Regions from separate parts of the Mus musculus genome. Here region 2 is linked to region 1. Evidence: chromatin loops called from intact Hi-C (ENCODE). Cell type or tissue: left cerebral cortex. All regions are shown on one strand. Each heading gives the region's core, and the rest is flanking DNA. Links, peaks and the distances in the headings are about the cores only. Region 1 has its middle 160 kb from the start of Esrrg. Region 2 has its middle 130 kb from the start of Gm36388.

Region 1 (12,600 bases), core at 2,766-10,765:
TGACAAGACACTGTCCAATGGCATGCCGGACTCCCTTTTCTTCCTCAATAACAGTGACCACACACATTACTCTGATGAGATGTTAGCTTGAGATTTTATAGGTGTGAGTAAGCATTTGCATGGACCACCTTTGGGAGGGAATGTGTGTACGTCACACACATGTTTCCGCGGTCTTGACAGGGTGACAGAAATCCAGGACTTGCACCTTATTCCCCATGGTAAAGGCTACATGAAATCAGGGCTTGAACTTAGATTCCGCAAAAGCCTGGGAAGACTTGAGGCTTCCTATTTGAAGTGGTATGTTGAGTCCCTAGTTAAAAGCAAGCAGGGAAGCCTACTCTGTCTGGTGCTGTCCAGAGTGAAGCTCTGACTTCCACCTGGACATGCTTTATAAACACTCATTTTTCTGTCTGATGGTGGAGGGCATTGCTACTTGCTAGAGTGCATACACCGACTAATTCAGGAACCGCGCTATCACTGGATGGAGTCCGCTACTCTAAGCTTCCTTCCCGCCTGAGGAGTGAGATTTGTTCATTGAGAAGTCCCTTCAGCTTACCAGAACTCGCTGAGGTCAAACATCCCGTCCTTCTAAGGAAATTTGTCTCACAACTAAAGGAGATATTCCTAGAGAAAGCCTTCCTCTGTTCAAACTACAGTGTGTGTCCGTGTTCTTAGAAAATGACAAAATTATCTACCACTCTGTCTATATGTCTGGTGTGCTCCCTAAAAAAAAAAACAAACAAATGAAACCCAGACACCAGTAGGTCTTAACAGGCCCGACAAGCTTGTGCTTAGGTAGATGGTAGTCATATTTTTAAAGTAAGAAATAAGCCCAAAAGCTTTCCAAATACTTCCCCTGGCTAGAAAGAAATTGAGTAAAGGGCTTTATTTGCTACCAGCAGCCTTGATTTGACACTCTACTCTCAGAAAAATCAGATCGGGTTTGCCTCTCCAGGGAAAGAGGAACTATTTTATGAAATACAACTAGAATGAATATCTGCCTAAAGATAATTTATGGAACATATTTTCTGTATGGGATGGGTGTTCACATCAGCCTAATTTATGTGATATATCCTAGCCATTGAAAGATATGAGTATAGGGGGGTTAAAACAAGTGTAGAGAACATAGCTGTACCAGGCTTTGGAAAGATGTACACACACACACACACACACACACACACACACACACACACACACACACACTTACTTTTTTTTTTTAATTCATGAGGACTTCAGCTGGTGGAGAATTGTGGTGGATAAAACAGACTAAAAATAAATAGCTGTATACTACTTCATTAAGCGGCTGTGTGGAGTGATTTTCCCATTGATTAGTCTCAGGGCTAATGCTGGTTCATTCCTCATTTCTTTGCTAATTAACATCCGCGCTGTTCCTGACCACTTGACCGCGTTCTCTGGTGAACATGCGCTGGCTTGGAAAGTAATTGCTCTCTTTTTTTTCCTCCCTCCCCCACCTGCTTTCCTAATCCCCAGCTTCTTCTTTTTCCTTCTTCCTAAAAAATGTTAAGGTAGGAAGGAGAGAAGATGGACTTGCCGTGGTACCCAAGAGAGATAAACACAGCCCCACACCCAGGCACTTGATGGAGGGGCTGGGTAAATACAGATGACTTGCCCAGGTTACCATAAGAACTGGCTAGCTTGCTTCGTTTTGCATTTGTCTAGTTGATTTCAGGCTCTTACAGAATATTTACAGGACAAATGGCCTGACTCAGGGAGTTATGACCAAAGACCTTTAATAGAGAAAGTGAGCATTGGCGTCAAGGCATCTCTTTTTGAAGGCTGTGTACCTTTTGGTTCCTGAGTCTGTGAAATGGAATTTCCTGCCAGGTTGCAGTTTGCTGATTTCACCCAAGTTAGAGCTTTTGTGCGGGGGTGGGGATGGGGGGGTGATCCACAGTCAAGCAGAATGTAGGTTATTGTCGGAGCAGAATACTCAATGTGGCAAACTGGGATTAGCGTTGGGAAACACCCACAGTAGAAACATAATGAAAATCACTCACTTCTGTCTCAGGGCAGTATGGGTAGAACCTGAGGCCAGTGTGCATTTTGGGAAAGGCTTTTCCAACTCAGTCTAATGACCCATGGCTTTGAGTCAGTTCAAAAGCATAGAGTCTCTTTTAATCGGATCAAACATCATGCTGCCTGAGAGAACAATATGAAATTCATTTTTATTTTATTTTATTTTTTTTGCAGTATGGTACACTATGTCTCTGAGCTAATCAAGGTGGGCTCTTCCTTCAAACTCATCTTTTAGAGGTAATCATAGACAGGGGTAGTTACGCTTCCTTATCTTTCCAGGATACGTTCTGGCCTTATAATGTTTTCTAACAGGCCTTTTAGAATACTTCTCTTACCTCTGTGTTGAAATCTTACTTCTGTAAGACCATAAAGTCCATTGTGCTCCTTTGGCCTTCCACTGAAGGCCAGTGCATGAACTGTGCCTAGGACATTAAATCCCTCACTGAATGAATGGAGAAGCATCTAAAACATGACGCTATGCCTCCCCCCCCTTATTCTGTCTTTAATTTTATTGTCACCTTCGAGATTCATACTTACTTGCAGTTACTCAAAGGAGCCTAATAGTATATTAGATACTCTCTTGAATTGTTGACAAGCTATCACCCCCCCCACCACCACCATCCTCAGTGTGTTCGAGTGTGTATGTGTTTGTGTACATTTCTGTGCCACAGTGGTCATGTGGAAGTCACAGAACAACTCATGACTATCCATTTACTTCTTCTATTAGCTGGGTTCTGAATTTGGAACTCAGGTCATCTTGGTGGCAAGGACCTTTATGTGATGACCTCTCAAACTGGCCTCAATGTCTTAATTTTGATTTTAATCTGATCTGTAGTGAATGTAATTATTGCTGATCATTGAGAGAGGGCTCAGATCTGAGGTGTACACAGCAAGTTCTCTAACTTCAAGAGGTGCATTTAGTTGTCCAATCCTCTATTTACACTATGGTTTGTCCTGGCAAATGGTTTGCTAGTGTGTGGAACTGAAAGAAGAAACTACCAGGAAACATTTTAGATAGCAAGAACCCAAACTCGGGAGCTAGATGCATCTGTTAGGAAATGATAGAAAAAAAAATGTGTTTGCAGATTCATCTGAGCACCAGACTTTGAGTCAAGTTAGCTGTATAGCTAAGGAATTTGAACTTTATTCTTGTGTGCAGGAACTGAATATAGTTAATGGTTGATCTTTGAGAAGATCAGCCTAAAAGGTGGTGACTCTGGCCATCTGAGAAAACAGCAGAACCAGGGCAGGGAGGAGCCAGGCTTTGTTTGTGGTTCCAGAGGTGGGCGTGGCAGGGTGGGTGGTAATGAGGCAGAATTACTTCATTCAGAAGTGCTGGCTGCAATGTGCGGTCTCTAATGGCCAAGCATGGATGAAGGATGGAGAAAGGGCTGAGTTTCTTGCTATAGATCATCGTGAGATTGCTCTGCCTTGACTAGATTCAGTCTCTCTCCATGGTCTCCTATCCCACTGATGTAATTTGGTTCAGGAAGAATGCAAGAGGCTTGCTTTGTGCAACCCGAGGTCCTCTGACTCCACCCCACCCTTCAATGTCTGTTGTAGCTGAGAAAAGGAGAACTATTATCAGAACTTTAAGTACCATAGCTAATCTCCAAGAAGAAGCTCTCTGGTAAGTATGTTTTCTGCTTCTGATGGAGGTAATGTGTGCTGCCTCTTAGGACAGAAGGGGATGTTCCTCATAAAAATAGAAGGTTTGGGGGTCTGATAATCAGAAAGTATGACCCTTCACCTTTGCCAGATGCAGCTCCAGTCAAGAGGCTGCCTGCTTTGTGCCCACACTGATCATGAAATTTACTGTAAGATATCATTTTGGGAGGACAGGGTTTAAATTACACTTGAGGTTTTTTGAGTGCCAGAAGAAACTGCTAAATATTTTCGGGTTCATAAATTACATGAAAACTCCAAATAAAATACCTTATTATGAAGAGTCCACTGATTTAAAAGTAGGTTCAAAACGAAGGGCACCTCTTATACCTTTAACATCTCTTTATTTCTTTTAACATCTTTTTCTTATGCCCCCTAAAGAATAATGGTCTTTATAAACAAACAAGAAGAGATTAAGATGCGTGTGGGGGGGAGGGGGTGGGGAGTTGAAGAGATGGCTCAGCAGTTAAAAGCACTGACTGCTTTTCCAGAAGTCCTGCATTCAATTCCCAGCAACCACATGGTGGCTCACAACCATCTCTAATGGGATTCGATGCCCTCTTCTGGTGTGTTTGAAGAGAGCTACTATATGTGTGTGTGTGTGTGTGTGTGTGTGTGTGTGTGTGTGTGTGTGTGTGTATGTGCTCTTTAAAAAAGAGATTAAGATGGAAATTTACTGAGAATTTGTCTCCAATTAGCTCATGTGTGGCTGTCCTCATGTGTCTTTCTGCTCCTGAATGGAAAGTGATGAAGATAAGGAAGTGGCTGGGGGCTAGACCAAAGCGGACATCTCATGGTCACAGTTGAGTCATGCAAGATGTGCCAGTCTAGACCAAAGCAGGGTCACACATGGTCACAGTAAAGCCATGAAGGATGTGCCAGCCTAGACCAAAGTAGGGAGTCTCACCCATGATCATAGTAGATCTCTACAGGATAACACATACTCTGTACATGCAAATGCATGTCAGGAGAAATTTTCTTTCTGAGATTCTGAAAAAACTATAATTTATTAGCTGAGCATAATGGAGAGATCAGCCATAGGATTGATTGGAATAAGCCGCGCCGTTTTGCTAAAAATCTATTTACTTGTTGAGCTTTTAAGTGATGAAAGGATTAAGAGAATAAAAAAAATCTAATAAAGATACCAGTGGAGCATTTTGTAAAATTTGCATGTGAATTTATAACATTATAATCTGTCTGCAGACAGCCTTGTTAGGCAGAAGGGAAGAACTGTACCATTCACATAGGCATAAAAAATGCAACAGCAGAGTTCCCGGCCAGGAAACCTTTTTTCCATATGGGCATCCATATGCTTTATCTTGAAATCCATATTTTTGGCCTTGATACCCATATGTTCGCTTTTGCCCAAATAAGACTGTGTAATCATCCTTTATTGTTTCTTTTTTCCTAGAAAGTTACAACTCTAAGGTTTAAGGGTAGAAAGTAGGAGTAACTGGACGTTTTGTGTACAAGGACACAGATTTGTAAAGGAAGTCATGAGAAAGACACACACAGTTTTGTGTGTTTGTTTATATTGTGTGCATGGATGCATATTAATTTTCAGTACTTGGTTGATGGTTAGTGTTATCTTCAACTTAACAAAATCTATATTTAACTCAAATATCAGCATCTGGACATGTCTGTGGAGGAATCATCTTGATTATATTGAAATGAGAAGACCCACCCACTGTGAGTGGCACCATTCCCTAGACAGGGAATGCTGAAGTATACCCACTATGGGTGGCACCATTCCCTAGACATGTACCCACTGTGGGTAGAACCATTCCCTAGGCAGGGGATTCTGGAGTGTACAAGAGTGGAGAAATCTAGCTAAGCACCAGCATGTATGCAGTTGTTATTCTCTTGTGGTTACAGAAGTGGCTTCTTCAAACTGCTGCTGCGTTGACTTCTTCACCATGGTGGACCGTAACCCACAATTGTGAGTGAAAATAAACTCTTCCTCCCTTAAGTTGTTTTTTATCATAGCAATAGAAAAAGAAACTGAGACATTTTGTTCATGTTTATGTAGTCAAGATAAGACATCTACAAGTTGAGTTCCAGACCACAGGCTGTCTGTTCCAGTTTGACCCTTCCATATGTCTGATTGGGCAATGAAAGACACTTTCAGAGTCAGGCAGTGAATGAATATATTCTCCTTTACAGTGGGATTTCCCAGAAAGCACCTGCTGTACTGGGTTTTATTTCAAGCCCAACAAGAGAAGATATAGGGGTCATATAACTAATTATGCAGTAATTGTCCAGCTACCTAGAAGACTCCCCTTGAAGATCACTTGGTTCTTAAGAAGAAAACCGTACTTGTATTTGGTTGCTTATACACCCCCAATCCCTATGTAGCTTCTGGCTGGATTTTAGTGGAAGGTTTTTAGGCTTATTAGCAGATAGATAATTTTCACAAGGTGAAGATCATGTAACTTAAGAATTCCCCAAACTATCAACTATTTCCTGTACCATCAGTTTTTAACACAGTGATAAAAGCGACTTTCCACAATTGGCCTACGAGGCTGTCTCCACATCAGACTTGAGTGTTGTCAAATGATAAATAACACTTCTATTTCCCTTTTACTTTCTATCCACAATAAAATAACTATTCGCTTTGCATAATCTTACTTGAATTCACAGGGGCCTTCCTCCTGCTTTATTAGGAATTGATGTATCGGGGAAGCAAGGCCAATGGATGAATGGGTTGCCCTAACACAGTCTAAAGCATTGAAAGCATTGAATACCTGCTTTATGGAACTGTCTAAAACTGAAGTCACCAGTACTGCCTATTGATTCCTGACACCATTTCCATTGCTATCTGGTAATTTAGATGTACAGCAGAGGATATTGCACCATAGGTCAGCACAGGTAGCCACAATAGAGAAATTCCTTTTGGAAATAGTTTGTTTGACTTTATTTCATTGGAGATTTTTACTGTCAGCCACTTTATATCTGTCTTGTCCTTATGGCCTGGCAAGGTCAGTCGTGGGTGTCCATGATCTGTCAGCCTCAGGACCTTTGATTGACAGACTGCTGAGTTGCTCTCTGCAGAGGAAAGCTACTGTAGTGTGCCTAGCACGTGCAAAAGCCCTCTGCAAAGACCATTGCCCAGAACCTTGGGCTTGAAACTGGTGCTTCATCAGCCTTCTCAGAAGCAGTCGGTGGGAGCCCTGTGTCAGGGCCACCTCCGTTGGATGTCTGTCAGTGTAGAGAGTCAGCATTTTGACTCCCCTCCCTCCAAACTACAAAGCTGTCAGCAATTCGCTTATTACATTCCTAGAGAAACCCGCTGAGATGAAGCTATGGCTGCTCAGGGTGTAACTTCCCTAGGTAGCAGGGGAAAAGTTAAGTGGTCAGTTTTGAAACTTAAATTCTCTCTCTCTGGCCTTTTGTTGTTCTTCCTTGGAGGGGAGTGCTAGGGAGAGATTATTTTAGGATCCCTCGGGTGGCTTTTCATTCCTCTTCTATTCTCTGCAGCATGACCTCACTGCATTAGCGCTGCCGTCTCCCTCTGATGGAATCCAGTTTCCTTTCCATTCACAGTGGCTGAGGATCATATCTCTGATCCACTTAGAAACACAGTGAGCTGGGCCCTGGAGAATGTGCCCGCTCCTTCAGCTCCTCTATTGATCTCCGGAGCTCTATTTCTGGCTCTCTATTCACACCCTCATTTGCCACCCTCTTGTTGTTCCTCCGAGGGGCAGATGTTAAGTTGGGCGCTAGGAACTAACTGCAGAATATTTCTTTGGTTCTGCAGAGCTGAGGTTTTTATGTGGGCATTCATGAGTGTCTGTGTGCATCCCACAGTCCTGAGAGCAAAATACAGAACAGTAGAAATACAGTGAATTCATTTTGCCAGGCTTCCTGAAGGAAAAGTACTTTCAAAAAGTAGACCTTAATACTGTCATCAACACACTGAGACTTATTATGTTGTATAAATATGAAGACCATGAATAAATATCACCAAGAAATAAGCCAAAAAGTCTCTGAATTTAGTGGATTATCCCTATTGAAACTTGTCTTCCTGGAGAAGAGCAAACTGTTCGAGGTTTTTAAGAGCAAGCAGCTGCTATGAGTGTGGAGATAATACGTTTCTTATGAAGTGTTAGGAAATCGGAAATAAAGGATGCCCAGAATTGGATTAGAAATTTAAGTAGCTGTAATAATAAATTGTTGCCACGAGAAAAAGCCCCTAAATTAGAGGAGAGTGGCCGCCTTTCTCGGTAAGAGGAAGTGTGGAAAGCCCTTCTTGAAATGGAAGTAAAATCAGGGAGAATTGCATTGTTGCAGACTAATCTGATGAAAGGACCCCAGCAAACTGTGATCACCCAGTTAATAAAGCCTAGAGCTTTTTTGGGGAGACAAAATTAGTTGTTTAGTGTTAAAAAAAAATCAATTACAAATTGGGTTGTCTTCTTTAACCAGTCAGACAGAGAAGCCACCATGATGATGATACTCGTGAAGTCGACCAGATGCCTCACAGTGACTACTTTATTCTGTTTTTAAAAAGTATTAAATAGATACCACAACCACTTTGTAATGTGCAAAACTTTACTTGCTACGGCTCTGATGGAACCGTATCATGTTTTGATATAATACGTCTGTGGCGAGATGTGAATGAAGGTAGGTGTGTCTTTTTTGAGAGAGTTCAGCAGGGAAGAGTCCCTTGTGGCTTATTTGAAGAGGGAAATCTAGGCGATCATAAGAAAGGGGTGGAGAACATTCTGCATGAAGCACAACTGTACAGCGCATGTGGGTAGAGTGTGTGGGTAGGCGAGTTTTGTGTTGGAATTGGAAACGCAGGGTGGGTTCCCCAAAGAGCTGTGGTTCCTATGCTCTTAATTTGTTCTTAAAATCATAGTTTAAGTAAAGTAATTCCAAGAGCTTAACAAGCACACCTTAGACATTATCTCTGTATAAAACTAATGTCCTGTTTATTGATCACGAGTCAATCTACTCATATTTTCCTGACCTAAATCAGATATTTACAAGGATAGGCAATCTTTGGATCATGAGGCTTGTGTGCTGCCACTTCTAGTTCAACAAGTTCCTGGAAGCTAAGAAGGAAGAAATGTGAGAGGTGGCAGTTGGCTACTTTAGGAAAATTTACTTTTTCTAAACTGGCATGTAGCTGAAAAGACCTGCAGGCTACTGCTGCTGCCATGCAGGGTACTGCTGCTGCCATGCAGGGTACTGCTGCTGCCATGCAGGGTACTGCTGCTGCCATGCAGGGTACTGCTGATGTCACGGGTCCAGGTGGCCCATGCAAAGCCTAGATTTTGGGATGGTCTGGAGCTGAGTTTGAATCTGTACTTTCTAACTCAGTGATGTCAGGCACTGCAGGTGACACTTGTATCTAGGTCCTCAGTTTTCAAATCTGAAAAAAAAAAACAATGGGGCTACTCGTGACTTCATGAAGAATGTAAAAACCAGTCTCAAGATGTAGTAGATAAACGTCAGGTTGGTTGATATGGAGGAAGGAGAAGGATTCATGTTATGCGTAGCTGGCTGGCCATTCACACAGAGGTTAGCCATCCTGGGCGTACTGGGAATTCAAAATAATTATGAACTAATAAATATATTCAGAAATCTATAATGCTGGCTTATTGATGAGGCAGAGGTCAAGGAACCAGAATCAGGCCACAGACAGCGAGACAGACTCTCTAGGAAGGCATTTATTTAGGAACAGAACATAGGCTTGCCTTTAAGGACACAGTAAGGGTAAATGGGTGGAGAGAAATGGCATTGGGACAGCAATGGATGAGAGAAAGGGCCCGTGGGAAGGGCCTAGGGCATAGTGGGAAGTCCAAGTGAGGAGAAGAGTGGCTGGGGAGGGGAGTTTCCTCCACAGAGCCTTACTCAGAAGCTTGGAGATCCAAGTTAGAGGTGGAGAAGATGAAACTGCTCAAGTTAATGCTGCCCTCTGTCCTACCTGCCCCTCACGCCCCTTTTTGCCAAGTCCCCTTTGTCCAGACAACCTTGATGGCTCATCTGAGCATCTGCCTAATGGTACCTGTGTGCGCATCTATGTATCTGCATAGATTAACATCCTTTGCATGCGTTGTACAACATAGGTTCACATGCTCTGTAGATTATAGTTACCATGTATTTTAATGAACGATTAATTGGGCACATATTTAATGGATGCATAGATTTTTCTTCTCGTGTTTAGATAAATAAACCTCTTCTCTTTCTTGTACCCAGCATCCTCCTCTGAACCACATACCATGTCCTTACTTCTTCCCCCCACTTGTAGTAGGTAACTCTCTCTCTGTGTGTACACATGTGTGTGCAAATGTGTCATTTCTATATATACTTATACACATATCTGAATGGGGAAGGGAGAGGCTGACATGTATCAGGTCCCCAGGCCCCTGGTACTATGGGACCTGGAGTCCATTAATTTGGCTAGTCTGGCTGGCCAGGGAGCCCTAGGCCTCTTGTGTCTACCTCTCCAGATCACATCTCACTATACCTGGCTTTTTAAAGGGATTTGGGGGTCAAACTCAAATCTTTGTGCCTTCATGCTAAACACTTCACCAACTAAGCTGACTCACTAGCCTGTAGCAGAATTTTCAAATGGAGTGGTTGATCTTCCTTCTTTTTGAGGGGAAAGGACCAGCTGAACACAACCTATATGACTCTACCCCATTTCCTGCAGCTCAAAACCAAAACCTGTGGCCTGTGGCCAATCTCTTTCTTGACTGCCCAACTGTACAGCTATCGTTTATATCAATAAAAACAATTAACTTGCTACAGGATGACTCATACGCCATAACAGCAGATACAAGCTTTCATATAGTCAGAAAAGAGATCAGGATAGAGAGCAGAGAGTCAATCTTCAAACATGTCCAACCAGGAGAATAATGTCCAATTTTTAATTCTGATTCTTGGAGGAAGGTTCCAAATGAGAGTGCCCCAGACTGAAGAAAACAAAGACAACAAGTCCGGATTCTGCAGACCTAAGCAGCAAAGGCATTAGTAGTGCGTGGGATGCCCTTATGACTGTTGCACAGACTGATCTCAGAGAAGCTCGGGGAAGTTTCCAGAAGCCATTTCATACTCAGGCCAGGGCAGGGAAGTAGATATTTAAGTAGAGATAAAGTTACCAATGGCTGGTGCAACGTTTGGGTGTACAAAAATGAATTAGACTTTGTCGGCTATTGAATGTAGCACTTGCTCCGCTGCCTGTCTTTTTGGCATGAGCGTCTGTAGGGCAGCGGGCTGCAATCTTCCTATATAGCCATTAAGCCACAGCTTTATATTTCTGTCCTAACCCAAATTGACAATCCTAGTTTCCCTCAGCAGAGCTTTAGACGATTTGCTGATGATACTCTGGAATATTTTTCTCACAAGAAAGTAAAATTTTAGGGCAATGTAGTCAACAAGGCAAGAACTTGGATCACGGAGATTTATAAAGACATTGTAACTTTTAAATGCGTACTTTCCTTCTAAAGGACTATGGAGGGGATTTAAAATATGGCTATTTAATTTTTAAAAATTACATAAATTAAGTGAACAGCCCATTAGCGGGATGCCATCGGGATCACATGGCCAATTCAGATCGAGTTATATTAGCTTGCCTGCCAGATTTGAATAAGAATTAAGAAATTACTATTCTGTAGTAGTGTCAGCCATTGATCCTTATTTCCACTGATATTCTTCACAGTAACTACCTGGAACTGACTGTGCCCCTCTATGTGCATGATGCTCCTGGGGGGGCGGGGTGGACTGGCAGCCAGCAGCCCATTAACTTGCCTTGGATGGAGCCTCGGACTACGGGGACCTTTTGTTGAAACAGGAAACTGAGACTCATTGGGCATGAGCGGGTATGGAGCTCACCATTTTGTCCACGCTGCTCTGCTGAGCTTCCAGGCTTCTCTCCTTCCCTTTGGTCACCACTGACCCCCCCTTCTACAAGCAGTGTGTGGAAACTCTGTTAAGCAGATGGATCATGACAGTTATGTTGGTCAGAGCACCTCAGAAACACACTGAGAAGTTAGCATGCCTATGGGGCAGCGATTCTCTTAGCAGGGTCTTCACACTCCGAATGCTTTAAGGGAAGAAGGAGGCTGATGTCCCTCAGCACTGGCTGCTGCTCTTAGCATCGTTTTCATTTGGACAGTGATTTCAAACGTGTGACTTTCTTAAAAAAAAAAATCCTAAAAATATAAACGTGTATTCCTGCCTCTTGGACTCTGACAGCTGACAGATTGTGAGAACGATTAGATGTCTTATGATTAGATGTCTAGAGATAGATGCATGGTCTGTTTCGGAGGTGTTACAGCCTCCTGTGACTCGAGGAGCTGTTCCTCAGCCTTTGCTTTGTTTCCCTGGCTCAAGGCCTGCCCCCTTCCAGCCACTCTCACCACTGGGAACGATCATCGTGTTCCCAGCTCCTGCTGAAAGCTAACCGTCTCTCTAGGTCATCTAGAGAGCCTCATAGCCTGGCTTCTCTAGGTTGGACAATGTCATTCTCCTGTCATTCCATTTTAGTAGCCTTGCTGGGACTGGCGCTGACTTCAGTTTGTTCTAGAATGTTCTAGAATGTACTAGAATGTTGCTGTGTACATCCATGGCAGTGGGATTTGCATGGTTTCCTTCTATCAAAAATCCTTGCCCAGGCCCTGGAGGGATGGTGGCTCAGTGGTAAAGAGTTTGCACTACTCTTGAGGGGATGCAAGGTCAATTCCCAGTCCCAAATCTGGTGGCTTATACCTGCCTATAGGTCTAGCTTCAGGGAGATCTAATGCTTCTGGTCTCTGTGGCACACATACACACACACACACACACACACACACACACACACACACACACACACACACAGAGAGAGAGAGAGAGAGAGAGAGAGAGAGAGAGAGAGAGAGAGAGAGAGGTGTTTCCTACCCTACCTACACA
Region 2 (12,600 bases), core at 2,948-10,947, 51 kb before region 1:
AGAGCACTGGCTGCTCTTGCAAAGGACCTGTCTTCCATTCTCAGCACCCACTTGGAAGCTCTCAGACTCTGTAACTCCAATTACAGGGCATCTGACACCCTCTTTTGGCCTCTGTGGGTATTGCAGGCATGTGGTCCACATACATCCATGCAGACAAAATACTCATGCATAAAATAAAAATGACTAAATCATTTTTAAAAAAGAACCCTGAATAATAATGTATTTCTAGGTTACACAGTGAACCTGACCAAACTTGGTTTTGCTGGATCTAGTTCGGGGATAGTTGAGTATCTTCACAGAACATTCTGGAAAATGCTCATCAAAAATGTGTGACTGCATCTGTAGTGGATGGAGCTGTGCTGTAGTTTCAAATGCATTTCATTATGGCAAGATATTACTTCCATATAAAGAACCATGCAGCTTCGTATTTAAAATGCCAATGAAACTCACATATACTTTATGTCAGAATTCTTAAAGATTTATATTTATTTATTATCTTATTTATTGTGGGTATGGATATGGTTGTTTCTGCTACATCACAGGTATGGAAGGTAAAGAACAAACCTCGGAAATGAGTCCTGTCTTCTCACCCCTTGGGTTCTGGAAATGAAGCTCAGGTCCTCTGGCTTGCACTACAAGGGGCCTTATATGGTGAGGCATCTCACCAGCCCTTGCCTCATAATTTTAAAGCATGGTGAAATGAGAAATTATGATGCAATACGTCTCATAAACTAAGGAACAGAGGTGACTATCAGCTGATATTCTGATGTCCAGAGATAATGGTGAAATTAAAAGGAAATTATGGATCTAGAAGATCTTGCTTTACTTCAAGGGGAAGCAAACAGAGTTGAGAGGGACAGTTGTGTCCAGACACAGCAGAGAGGAAAGAAGAAAGGGAAGCAACTCCCAGTAGTGTGTGGTCATTGGCACAAGTAGAAATCCTACTCTCTGCATTTCCTACTATGCTTTGGGAAATGAAAAAAAAAAAAAAAAAAAAAGCCAGCAAGGCATGGAAACCTTGCACTATTGCATTCCTGAGACCGGCCTTGGAAAACAGGGGGTGTGGGTGTCACGTAAATGGCAGCAGCTGCACTCATGCAGAGGCAACTGCTCAGCATATGTAAGTGCGGCTGGAAAATCATTGTCTTGCAGAGAATGCTCGAAATTGGTCCCTAATGGCCTTGGTTTTTGTCATATGGTCTTGATTATAAGGCTAAAATTGCATTGCCATGCCTTTAGTGTGAACGAGATGGATGGATAATTACTACGTGCTCTGAATACCGTGCTGCAGAGGGGAGCCAGGACATCCTCTGGCCACGGTAGCTACCATTTCCACTATCTGTCAGAAGAGCTTCGAGAGGCCAATTCGTCACCATCCTGGTGGGGAGAAATGGAATTGGGCCTTATTTAGTTGGGTGTCCAAACATCCCAACCATATACATATGCAAATTGTGGACACACTTAAGTAGCCAATGGGAGTGCAGTGAGGAAGCATATAAAGTGGGAGGCAGGGTAGGGGGTGGGATTACTGGATATGAGAGGACCACAGGTAAAAGCCAGGACTCCAGAAAGTGCCTGGCTTTGGTCTTATCTATGGGCTTATATTGCTAATGAAGCAACGAGGGAGACCTCGAGGTTCACTTTGAGATGGTGCAGGAAGTTCAAAATTACCAACAGAGCTGTCAAATAAGAAGCATCTATGGAAGACCAGCAATTTCAGACATGCTGAGAAAAAAAAAACAGGGTGCGGGGGAGATGGCTCAGTAGTTAGAAACACTTACCACCCATGGAGAAGGCCCTGCATTGTTCTCTAGCATCCACTGGATGGTTCACAGCTGCCTACAGCCTGTAATTTGAGTCCCAAGGGATCAGACACCCTCTCCTGCCCTCCACAGGTACCAGGCATCGATGTGGCACACATACATATATGTATGCACTCATGCATGCACATAAAATAAAAGTAAGTAAATCATAAAAAGAGAGATTAAAAAAAAAGCAGACTTTTCTGTTTGTGAATATTCCCCTTAATGGGCCTTGCTCCTTGAATAGCCTGTAGGAGCCTCCTAAAGGTGACATAATGATGCTACCAAAGTGCCAGCCACTGTTGTTGCTGAGGATAAATTTCATGACCAATCAGAGGGGAAAACAGATCCCACTTTTCTGAAGTCTAACCTGAGAATGGACATGGATTTGAGAGAGGGTCAGCATCCAAAATCAGCCTATGAAAGCATTGTGATCGTGATATATAATTCGCCACCCAAAAATCAGTGTGAGTAGTGGAAGCACAATGATTGATCAGGTTGGGCCAGTTACATAGCTGTTATGCTAGTCTTGCTTGGTTGTTTTGCTGTTGTGTTGTATTTGAGAGAGAGAGAGAGAGAGAGAGAGAGAGAGAGAGAGAGAGAGAGAGAGAGAGAGAGAGGAAGCCAAAGCATTAAACGGAGGATGAGGCCAGCAAGATGGCACAGATGCCTCAGAACCTCTCAGACCCCAAGCCTGACAACTTGGGTTTGAGCTTGAGCTTCAGGGCTCATCTACATGGTAGGAGAGAACCGAAAGTTAGTTGTCTCTGACCTCTACACATGTGGAATGATGTGTACCACCACATTAATAAAAAATAGAATAATAAAATTAAAAATGAAAGAACTAAGAATGAAGGTTTCTTTGTATGTTAAAGAAAGGGAATATAAAAGGAAGAGCACTATCTGAGCATATGTATACACATGCATGATATATGTGTGTGTGCATATACATGTGCATGTCTGTGTTTATGCATTGTACATGTGTATATATGCACGGATTTATATCCATGAATATATATGTATGCATGTATATGTCTGTATACATATGAGAATGTATATGTATGTATACATGTGTATATGCACATATATATGCCTGTATTCATATGCACATATATTCATGTGTATGCATACAGGATTTATGTGTCTACATGTATATATATGTGTGTGTATGTATATATAAATCTGTATATACATCCACATGTATATTCATGCATATGCATATATATGGCATGTGTATATTAATGCATGTATATATGAATGCATGTATACATATATGTATGCAAGCATTTATACAAGTATATATTCTTTTTGTAAAAAAAGTTTCATAAGGATCAAACAGCAGTAATAGTTGATCTGGCATTCTTAATACAAGCTTTTATTTTATCATATCTGCATAGTGATCCCGTTTGGCTGCACCCATTATTATGCTCCATAGTAGTTAAATCCGGGATTCTGGGGCAATAAGACATAAGGGTTGTACTATCTTGGTGCTGTTTTTAGCTTTCATTTCTATCGAAAGCTGCCAAATTAGTAGCATTTTGTGATTCCCGATTTAGCTCTTAATAAGAAGCAGAGCTAAAAGCAGCCGACCAAGCAGCTGAAGTCTCATCACGAGCCAGAAAGATCAATAAGCTAAAAGAAAAGTATGAAAAGTTTTTGAGTGACAGCTTAAAAATGGAAATTTTAAATATATACCACTGCCTTCTGCTCCATTGTGTAAGGCATAAAGCCCATCTTGGCAGTGCGTTTCTAAGCAGTCCGGAGGCTGGTTTATTCGTCTTTATGTACCATGCTGTAAGCTATGCTCAGAGCTTTATATCTGCAGGCAGGTAATATCAGGAGTAGTGTTACCTGAGCCTAGCATTTCTAGTATTGGGCTATCAACAGGAATGTCACTATTGACATTTGCTGCATTATCTAAGTCCCTGCATAACGTGTGTGCACTACATTTGAGTTTCAGAGTTGGAAGTGCTCTGTGTGCACAAACCCAGGCACAGTGTCTGGTCAAGAGGTACAGTTAGAGAAACTCATGTTTTAGTTTTAAATATTCTCATTGCCTGTGACCGCCAACTTTAAACTTGATTCCATGGTCAGCATTCGGTGAAAGTCTATTTCTGATCATTCATTATATGAAGGTTCCATATTTTAAAAACACATATATCAGAGGTGGAGAGATGGCTCAGCAATTAAAAGCACAGGCTATTCTTCCAGAGGACCTGGGTTCAATTTTCAGCATCCACACAGAGGCTCACAGCAAGCTGTAACTCCAGTTCCAAGGGATCCAATACCCTCTTCTGGCTTCTATGAATATTGCATGTGTGTGGTGTACAGACATATGTACAGGCCAAACTTCCATACATATAAAGTAAAAAATAAATCTCTAAGGAATACATATGTGAGAGTAATAGACCCTATACCTTAAAAACATATATAATAGAAGCACAAATCCAAAATAGATAATGCAATACCTTTTTCTACTTCCTGTAGTCGGAAACTCTTAATGCCTTGCTGATTTTACCCTTAAGCAGATATTTATTTTGTAGGCTTTAGTTGCACTTTTCTTGGATATATTCCCATCTAATTTAGGTAACATGATGAATGTCTTCAATAATTATAAAATAGCCTGTTTCTCTAATAGTAATCATTGCCTGGAATAGCGGGAAATGGTTTCTCAGTAGAAATTGAGCGTATGTTCTATATTCTGTGTTCAAACCCAGCTTCACGGCTTCACGGCGGCAGGAAGCTTGCTCTTCTTCACTGGTTCATGGAGCACTTTTATTTGTGGATTGATTCCGTCATGGGGGATGGTGTTGCCATACACAAGTAAACCTAATTTCTTTTGTTGAAAATCAAGACAGTATTTCAAGACTGTTTGCATTTCACCAGATACACTCTCCTTTATTAAGGCAATAAACAATGAGAAGGCTCTTTCGTCAATTTTACTTCAGAAATCAGAGCACACAGATATATAAATCATGAGTATGATAATTTACTTAAGTGTTCCTAATGTGGTGCAGTATAGGTGTTTTTAGCTAAGTTCTTAGATCATTAAAATTGGAAGTGAATAGTCATGTCTGCTAGGCCATTTCTTCATTTCTTCATTTATTTATTATTAATTGTGTACCAGCCTCATGGAAGCATGCTATCTTATGGGTGACTCTATTTGTCCCTTGATAGTCATGGAGATTGAGAGCCCTACAGATACCCAAATCCCAAGATCCTCAAATGCTTTATATAAATGGCATGCTATTGTCTTTAGATATCTATATATTAAATATTAGATGAACATTGCAGGAATAGTTGTACTGAACTTGTTAGGGAAAATGACAAGAAGTCTGAGAATGTCAGGACAGATTTCTTTTGAGATCTTTTGGTGTGGGATGGGTGGGATCCACAGTTGTAAAACACAAAGGGCAACGGGGCTGATAGTCATGATAAACATGCAATATCTTTATCCTAAAGACATTGTCGGTCAGTATCAAATTTGTGGAAATAATCCTACAATTATAAAAAAAAGTTAACTTCTTGTGGAATGAACAAAAGAAAAATGAAATACATCTTGTGGTGACCAAATATATCTCCGTGGCCTGTGTCTTCTTTCCATTGAGTGTGATACAGAGTTCATTGGCATGGTGGCGTATCCATGGAGCTTCTTTGCATATTGCACTCAAATATCTTAATCTTGGGAATTTGTTGGCTGGTGATGAGAGAGAAATAAATCCAGGTGACATGAAAGGATAGACCGTGTCATAGATTTTTTTTGTTTGTATATTTGTTTTGTTTTTGTTTGTTTGTTTGTTTTTGTCAAATACAAATCTAGACACACTCAGGAGGAAGAAATCTCAACAAGGACTGTCTCCATCAGATTGGTCTTTGGGCATTGGCTTCATTGCTAACTGATGGAGGAGGGCCCAGCCCTCTGTGAACAGTGGCATCCCAGGGCATACAAGCCTGGGCTAGATATGAAAAGCAGCTGAACCACCCAACAAGAGAACACCCTTGTGAGCATAGGTCCTCTGTGGTCTCTGCATCAGTTCCGGCCTTGAGTTCCTGCCTCTGCTTCCCTCCATAAGCACTATGACCTGTAGATTGAGAGAATCCCTTTCCTCCTCCTGTGCTTTGATGGGGGGTCTTTATCATAGCAACAGAAGCCTACCCAGGACAGACAGCTTATGCTCCACAGACACCAGGCACTTCCACTATGCTGAGCCTTATTATATTGTTGAAAAATGAAGCTGTGTAGGTGATGGGCATCGTGGTTTCAACTGAAAGATGCTGTTTCACTAGAATGGTCAGCACATAAGCAAGAGTGATTTCTTACCTAGAAAACAAGAAATCCACAAACTACAAAGAAATTTCGAAGCTCTGCCCCTCGCCAACACCCTTTCAGTTCCTCTCTGGTTTCTGCTGTGCATCCTCAGATTTCACAGTAGGCAACCCAAGGCTCTCACATGTTTGCAGGCAGCGTCTCACGGCTGTGCCAGGAATCATAGATGGGAGCCTCAGTAATGTCTTCTTTATTTTCTTTCATCTCCTCCTAGAAGGAGAGGGCTGAGGTGAGTGTAGCTGCTCGCATCAGCTCAGTGCAGGAAGTGATGAACACACAACTAGGGATGCCCTGGGAAGACAGGACGTGTTCTTTTCCAGTGGTCCACAGATGGCATGGGGAATGATGGTGAAGCTGAGCCCACGATGGACAGACACCTAGTCTGCCCCAAAGCAGAATTGGGAGTACACTGTTTTGTCCACACATACTTCCCTGTAAAAGTTGGTGACACAGTGGCAGAGGAGAGGCAGGGAGCCAGGGACCTGTGAAATCTAGGACGGTTTTTCTTTTCATTATTCTTTATTGCCTCTTTTCTGTGCTAAAATACTCAGCTTTGGTCTGAAAGGAAGCGAAAATCCTTATGCCAAGAGCTTGTAAACTAACGCCCACTTGAACCATCTGGTTTTCTAGCACATACAAGTGATTAAGCCTCAGAACTATGATTGTTAAAATTAAAAACACAACAATCCCAAACACCTCCAAATAGATGCCTTATGCGAGTTTATAAGGGGGAAACATATGATGTTTTATATAGTAAATAATATTGAAAGGTTGAGACAAGCTCCTTCATTTCCTCCCCTCCCTCCCTCTTTCCCTTCCTTCCTCCCTCCCTCCCTTTCTCCTTCCTCTGTCCCTCCCTCCCTCTTCCCCTATCTTCCCTCCCTCCCTCCCTCCCTCCCTCCCTCCTCTTCCTCCCCCTACTTTCCTCCTTCCCTTGTTTCACCCCTCCTCTTGCCTTCTTTTCCTTCCCCCTCTCTCTCCTCCCTCCTTTCTTCTCACTCTTTTCTCCCCACCTCCTTCCACTATAAGTGTTATGGAACGATATGATTTATGCACTTAAAATATGCTGTAGCGCCTACATTTTCAACAACCTGGAATGAGCCCTCGTCTCTACATTCGGTATTATTTTTGCCCTCGATAAAGAAACACGTATGCTCAAATGTATGTGTGTGCCTGCTCATATGCTTGGGTGTCTTAGTTCCTCCCAGAATATATTAAAAGACCAAGGGCTATTTGCAAATTATGAATTCATACTTTTTGTTCATAATGACTGAGGAAAGTCAGGTCAGGGGGAAATTAAATATGTTAAGAGCTCTCATTTTAATTGTATAATATCGATGCTGTCTTTATAGTTAATTTCCTTGACAAGTTGTAGAGCACATGGTTTGGATCTCTCATCCATTTCTTACGTGGAAATGATTCTAAATTGGGACATCTCACTTTGGTGACGTAGCTGAAGGAGAAAATGAAGAAGCACCCTGGGCAGCAGGGCTGTGGAGGTAACGCAGTGTCCTAGTTGGTCATTGTTGGAGTGGGTGCCACACATAGAAAATCTGGGAGGAAATACAGTCTGTATGTGAGGAAGAAATCAGACCTGCTATCTCTAAACTCCCTAATGGTAGCCAGTACTCATCCCTAGATATGTTGTATCTATTGAGGACAGAAAACCATTGGAAGAGTGTTTAGTCATGGAGCTGAGAATTCAGGCATCAAAAGATGTCCGTGTGGTAATCTGTACCCCCACAAGATGGACAGTCTGACGCGCTCCTGCCATTCTTTATGGCCCATACTGTGTCTTTATATAGTGCTTACAGTCCAGATGGCCCATGAGGCCCCTTGGTGCACAGGACTCCAGTCTCTTTGCTTTTGCTGTGCGTAGATTGTTTCCATGGGACAACCCCCTCATGCATGCTTAACGTGTGCTCAGCCACTGGGCTGCACTACACCCTGGGGCGCCAAATGTGTTTTACCATATCTTTCAAATTCAATGCAAGTCTCAGTTGACTAATTGAACAGTAGTGTAGTCATGCTCTCCACTGTCAAAGTCTAGAGGCTTTTGTAGGACATCCGTACTGCTTTGTGTTCTATGGAGAGAGTCCTGTTGATAACCTGGAGATTCTGTTCTGTGCATTTGAAACAGAAAGAGCCCTAAGGATGATACAAACCCGTGCCTTACTGGTTCACATTAGGTTGTGTGTTATATTTGTGGAGTGTATTAAACCTAGGAACAACAGACTCAGGCAGTGAGCTCTCTTGGAGAGTGACCTCAGCTAGTTAAGTAAATGGTAATGAATGGTCCCAGGGTGAAGGGCTCTGGATTTTCTTGTGATGGTGAAGAGTATCCTGGGACTAGCTTTCCTTAGGTCAGTTTACTTTTTCTTAACTGCTCCACACCCAACCCCCAAATATCAGAGTTAGGGCGTGGTAAACTGGTTCTGGATCAAACCTTCAGTCAGAGTCATAGCAACGGAGTATAAAGCCATTGAAAAAACTCATTGAATTCCATCCACTGGCTGAAATGGAGCAGCCACAGAGGCCTCAGAACACAGCACTGGCTGCTTTCTTTTTTCTTTCTTCTTTTTTTCTTCCTTTAGGTCTGGAGTCTAAAGTCATTTTTTAAATGTGAGCGATGCAATTTCTTGTATCTTTCATTTAAAATGCTACTTGGTAAACAGCAGTGCAGATTAGTGTATTTGTAATTTAAATGAAGACCATACATCAAGCCAGAGTCTGCAAAGAAAGGAGGAGTTTAGGGGATGATTCATGTGACCTCTCTGTGTGATCTCCTGCGGAAAATACAAACAGGCGAGGAAAAGTCTAGAAGAAAAGGTCTGTGGGTTTGGGGAGACAGAAGCTGAACTCTTTCTAGAAGTCACTCCCGGTAGCTAAATCTTTGTTTTCTTCAAGCACGCTAATAAATTCTTCCTAATTCATTTTTTATTTTCTCTCAGGGGTCTGCTGGCTGATTTGCTTCAACAAAGGAAGCATCATGTTACACCTTTTAAATAATTGATGGCTCTCAATCTGAGCCAGCTTGAAGGAAATTCTGAAAATAGGAACCAATTGAGCAGCTGCCTCCTTCCTCCCCACAATCCCTCCCTAGCACTCTCTGCTCTTAATGCTTGTTTAAAAAAAAAATGCATTCCCCACCCCTTTTTACCTCCTTGATGGACAGATGATGCCACCCACCACAGTACCTGGTACTCAGTGTCTCTCAATTTTCTTTCACATCATTCTGCTTTCTTAGAGATTACAGGGAGCTGTTTGTTATAAATGGATGTAATTTTTAAAAAGCTCTTAATTAATCAGCAGAAATAATTAGAAAAAACTGCTATGTCATCTTCTGAACCAGAGATGGTTTGTTGGATATATGTGTGTGTGTGTGTGTGTGTGTGTGTGTACACACATTAAAAGTGAGTTTAAAAATTGTCCCTAAGAATCTGCAGAACGGTTTTTCACAAGAATCACATTACCCTGAAAGTGGGGTCAGTGTAGCCTTGCCCATCTCCAGCTGTTCTGGAAGGTTCCAAGGAAATGAGGTGATCTGTGTTTTCCCCCAAGATGGGGAAGAGGCTTCCATCTTATCTCCCTTGTGGTTATTCAAGGTCTGGAAAAGCTACGGGGGCTTTTAGGCCACCATGGTTGGTAGAACATTAGACTAATCCACAGTGATCTTGAGTTCATCTTTCTCAGTCTCTCTGACTCTGTCTCTCTGTCTTTGTCTCTCTCTTACACACACACACACACACACACACACACACACACACACACACACACACACACAGTGGCCTTCTACTTCCTAGGACATGAGAAGGCAGAAGACGTGCTCCATTTCACGTAGACTGCTCAAAACATCTTACTCTGTTGTGAATGGAAGATAGAATTTCCATCCTACTGCTTCCCATGGCTTCTTTAGTCATTCAGTTGTTTGTTTGGTTGGTTTGTTTTTGTTTTTGTTTTTTTCCCTTGATGTTTTGCCTTCTTCCTCTCAGACTTCTACAACTCAGAGATAAAGTGGAAGAGGAATGTTTGACTGTCAGACCCAAGAATTTTGGCTCAGTTATTGAAGAAATCACATACTTTGAAAATTCTCTGACTTCATTTACAAGAGACCTTTCTTTCACTATTAGAAACTGCACCCAAGTTACTTATCTACTTTGTTGAGTTTTGGAGGGAGCCGAGACCAGGAAGGCTGAATTTGGAATACTAAGTTGGACCTCACTTACACTTAGGAGAATTTTCTATTTCTTCTTTCATGGGTAAAGATATATCTTATTACCCACCCTAAAACCAGCTTAGTTACTGACCATGTAGATTATCACATTCATTTTCCATTGTTAGAGATAGTTTCCTGGTGGGGTGGGGGGAATGAAGTCCTTTTTGCTGTATATTCCCAACTAACAGTGGCTCCTGTAGCCAACCTGCATTTGCCAGTATTAACCCTTCTAATGGTGGTCATGGAACTGCCACTTCCCCCTCGCCCCCAATCCCCACCCCTGTCAAATCCTCAATTAACCAAATTGTTCAGACCCACATGAACAATGCCTGACAGGAAGTTTGGGAAGCTGAGACCCTGCAGCCGGCCCCTGCTGTCTTACTCTGTACCCAGTTTCTGTGCAGAGGGAACAGGGAACAACAGGAGCTTCCCCTTTCAGAGCATCTTTGATTGTGCTATTGTGCTGTTCATTTGCTGGTCTTGATGGTCCCTGAACTGATAGCTCAGACCTGAGCGGAAGTAGGTTCCAAGGCTACGTAGCCTAGGGAGATGGGTTTAGTGTGGAGGTTTCCCCAAGGATAAGTACAGGATAAGTACGTTGTCTTCGCCTGTGTTGTTAATGATGCCAGGACTATGATATACTCAGTGCTTTCTCTCTCTCTTTTTTGTTTTTCTTGAATATCCATTCTTATCACAGATTAGGAATTTAGCATCAACTTTTGCTCTCTAGAGGTGAAGTAATACTCTGTCAAAGGAAGTGCCTAGAAAATGCAGAGGCTCCTGCAAAGGGTGGTATAAGGTAAAGGAAGAGATGGTATAAGAAATTCCATTGCCCTGGGGTCAGTGGCTTTGTGGCAGTTTATATCTCTATATGATATAAAAATATTCTGTGGAATTGGGGCAGCAACCATGATGCTTGCTTGATCCCTAACCCTCACATGTCACAGCCAGAGTGGAGTGCTGCTATTCATACTAGGATGGATGTGAAAGTTGTCCCCTGTACAATACACACCCAAGCCACCACATCTGGTTCCCAGAGTTAATTCTTTGTTGTCAGCTTGTACTTCCAATCTCAATAGTTAGCTAGGTACACGAAATTCCCAGTTTATAAAGCTGGTGTGTTCCAGTCTATGTGTTCTTATTGTTTGAGATTCCGGAAACCAACTGAGATACATGGTCATGAGCTTTCTAGGTTACCCACAGAATGAGTGGTAGTGAGTGTTCTAGGTTACCCACAAGATGGGTAATAGTGAGTATTCTAGGTTATCCACAGAGTGAGTGGTACTGTGTGTTCTAGGTTACCCACAGAATGAATGGTCATGTGAGTGTTCTAGGTTACCCACAAGATGAGTGTAGTGAGTGTTCTAGGTTACCCACAGAATGAGTGGTCATGTGAGTGTTCTAGGTTACCCACAAGATGAGTGTAGTGAGTGTTCTAGGTTACCCACAGAATGAGTGGTCATGTGAGTGTTCTAGGTTACCCACAGAATGAGTGGTCATGTGAGTGTTCTAGGTTACCCACAAGATGAGTGTAGTGAGTGTTCTAGGTTACCCACAGAATGAGTAGTCATGTGAGTGTTTTAGGTTACCCACAAGATGAGTAGTAGTGAGTGTTCTAGGTTACCCGCAGAATGAGTGGTCATGAGCATTCTAGGTTAGCCACAGAAATCTTCTCCCTCACTGATTTTCTCACTAATTTTCTCTCATAGTTTTTGAGGCATGGGAGCATTTAGCTCAGGCTGGCCTTGAATTTGCTTTATAGCTGACTATGACCTTGAAAGTTGGAGCCTCTTGCATCCACCTTCTGAGTACTGGGATTGCAGCCTTGTGCCACCACGCCCAGATTATGTGGTAATGAGAATGGAAACCCATCTCTCTATGTATGATAGGCAAATACTCTACTCATCGAGCTACACCCCTAGTCTCTGGAACTGAAATTCCAAAAATTGTTTTTACTATCCTTCAATATATTATTCACATTTTTATTACGAAATTGTTCATCTTGCTTAATTATCACCCCTCAATCCAGGATTTATTTGGGGGAATTAAAGTTCATTTTATTAAGTAGCTATCATATAAGGTACAGGAGTTAATACCACACCTTTCGGTCTGTCATCTTTTCTCACTGAGAGACCTTGTGTACATGGAATCCAAGAACTGGTTCCCAAGGTCATCCTTATAATTGTTTTGAATTTTTGCCAATCTCAGATACGGGGCTTGACAAATAATTCACTTTGTTTTGTTTAATACCTTTT

Evidence for each region. Peaks named below come from ENCODE experiments on the same cell type or tissue, not always from the same donor. Only the 100,000 strongest peaks of a DNase experiment are listed, where the experiment ranks them.
Region 2: a loop joins it to region 1, with 7 times the contacts of the local background. A loop is called at or near these places in 2 of 42 quality-filtered maps.

The regions. Positions count from the first base shown.
Region 1 is chr1:187,829,755-187,842,354 of GRCm38, forward strand. It overlaps a transcript of Esrrg not described here. Among named protein-coding and RNA genes, the nearest start is that of Esrrg, 160 kb to the right of the region's middle. In left cerebral cortex, for the core only: no CTCF peak of the experiment used is centred there; DNase peaks (open chromatin) are centred at 5,009 and 7,391; H3K27ac peaks cover 619 bases.
Region 2 is chr1:187,778,700-187,791,299 of GRCm38, forward strand. It overlaps a transcript of Esrrg not described here. Among named protein-coding and RNA genes, the nearest start is that of Gm36388, 130 kb to the left of the region's middle. In left cerebral cortex, for the core only: a CTCF peak has its summit at 4,118 (motif pointing left); DNase peaks (open chromatin) are centred at 3,347, 3,400, 6,711, 7,216 and 1 more place.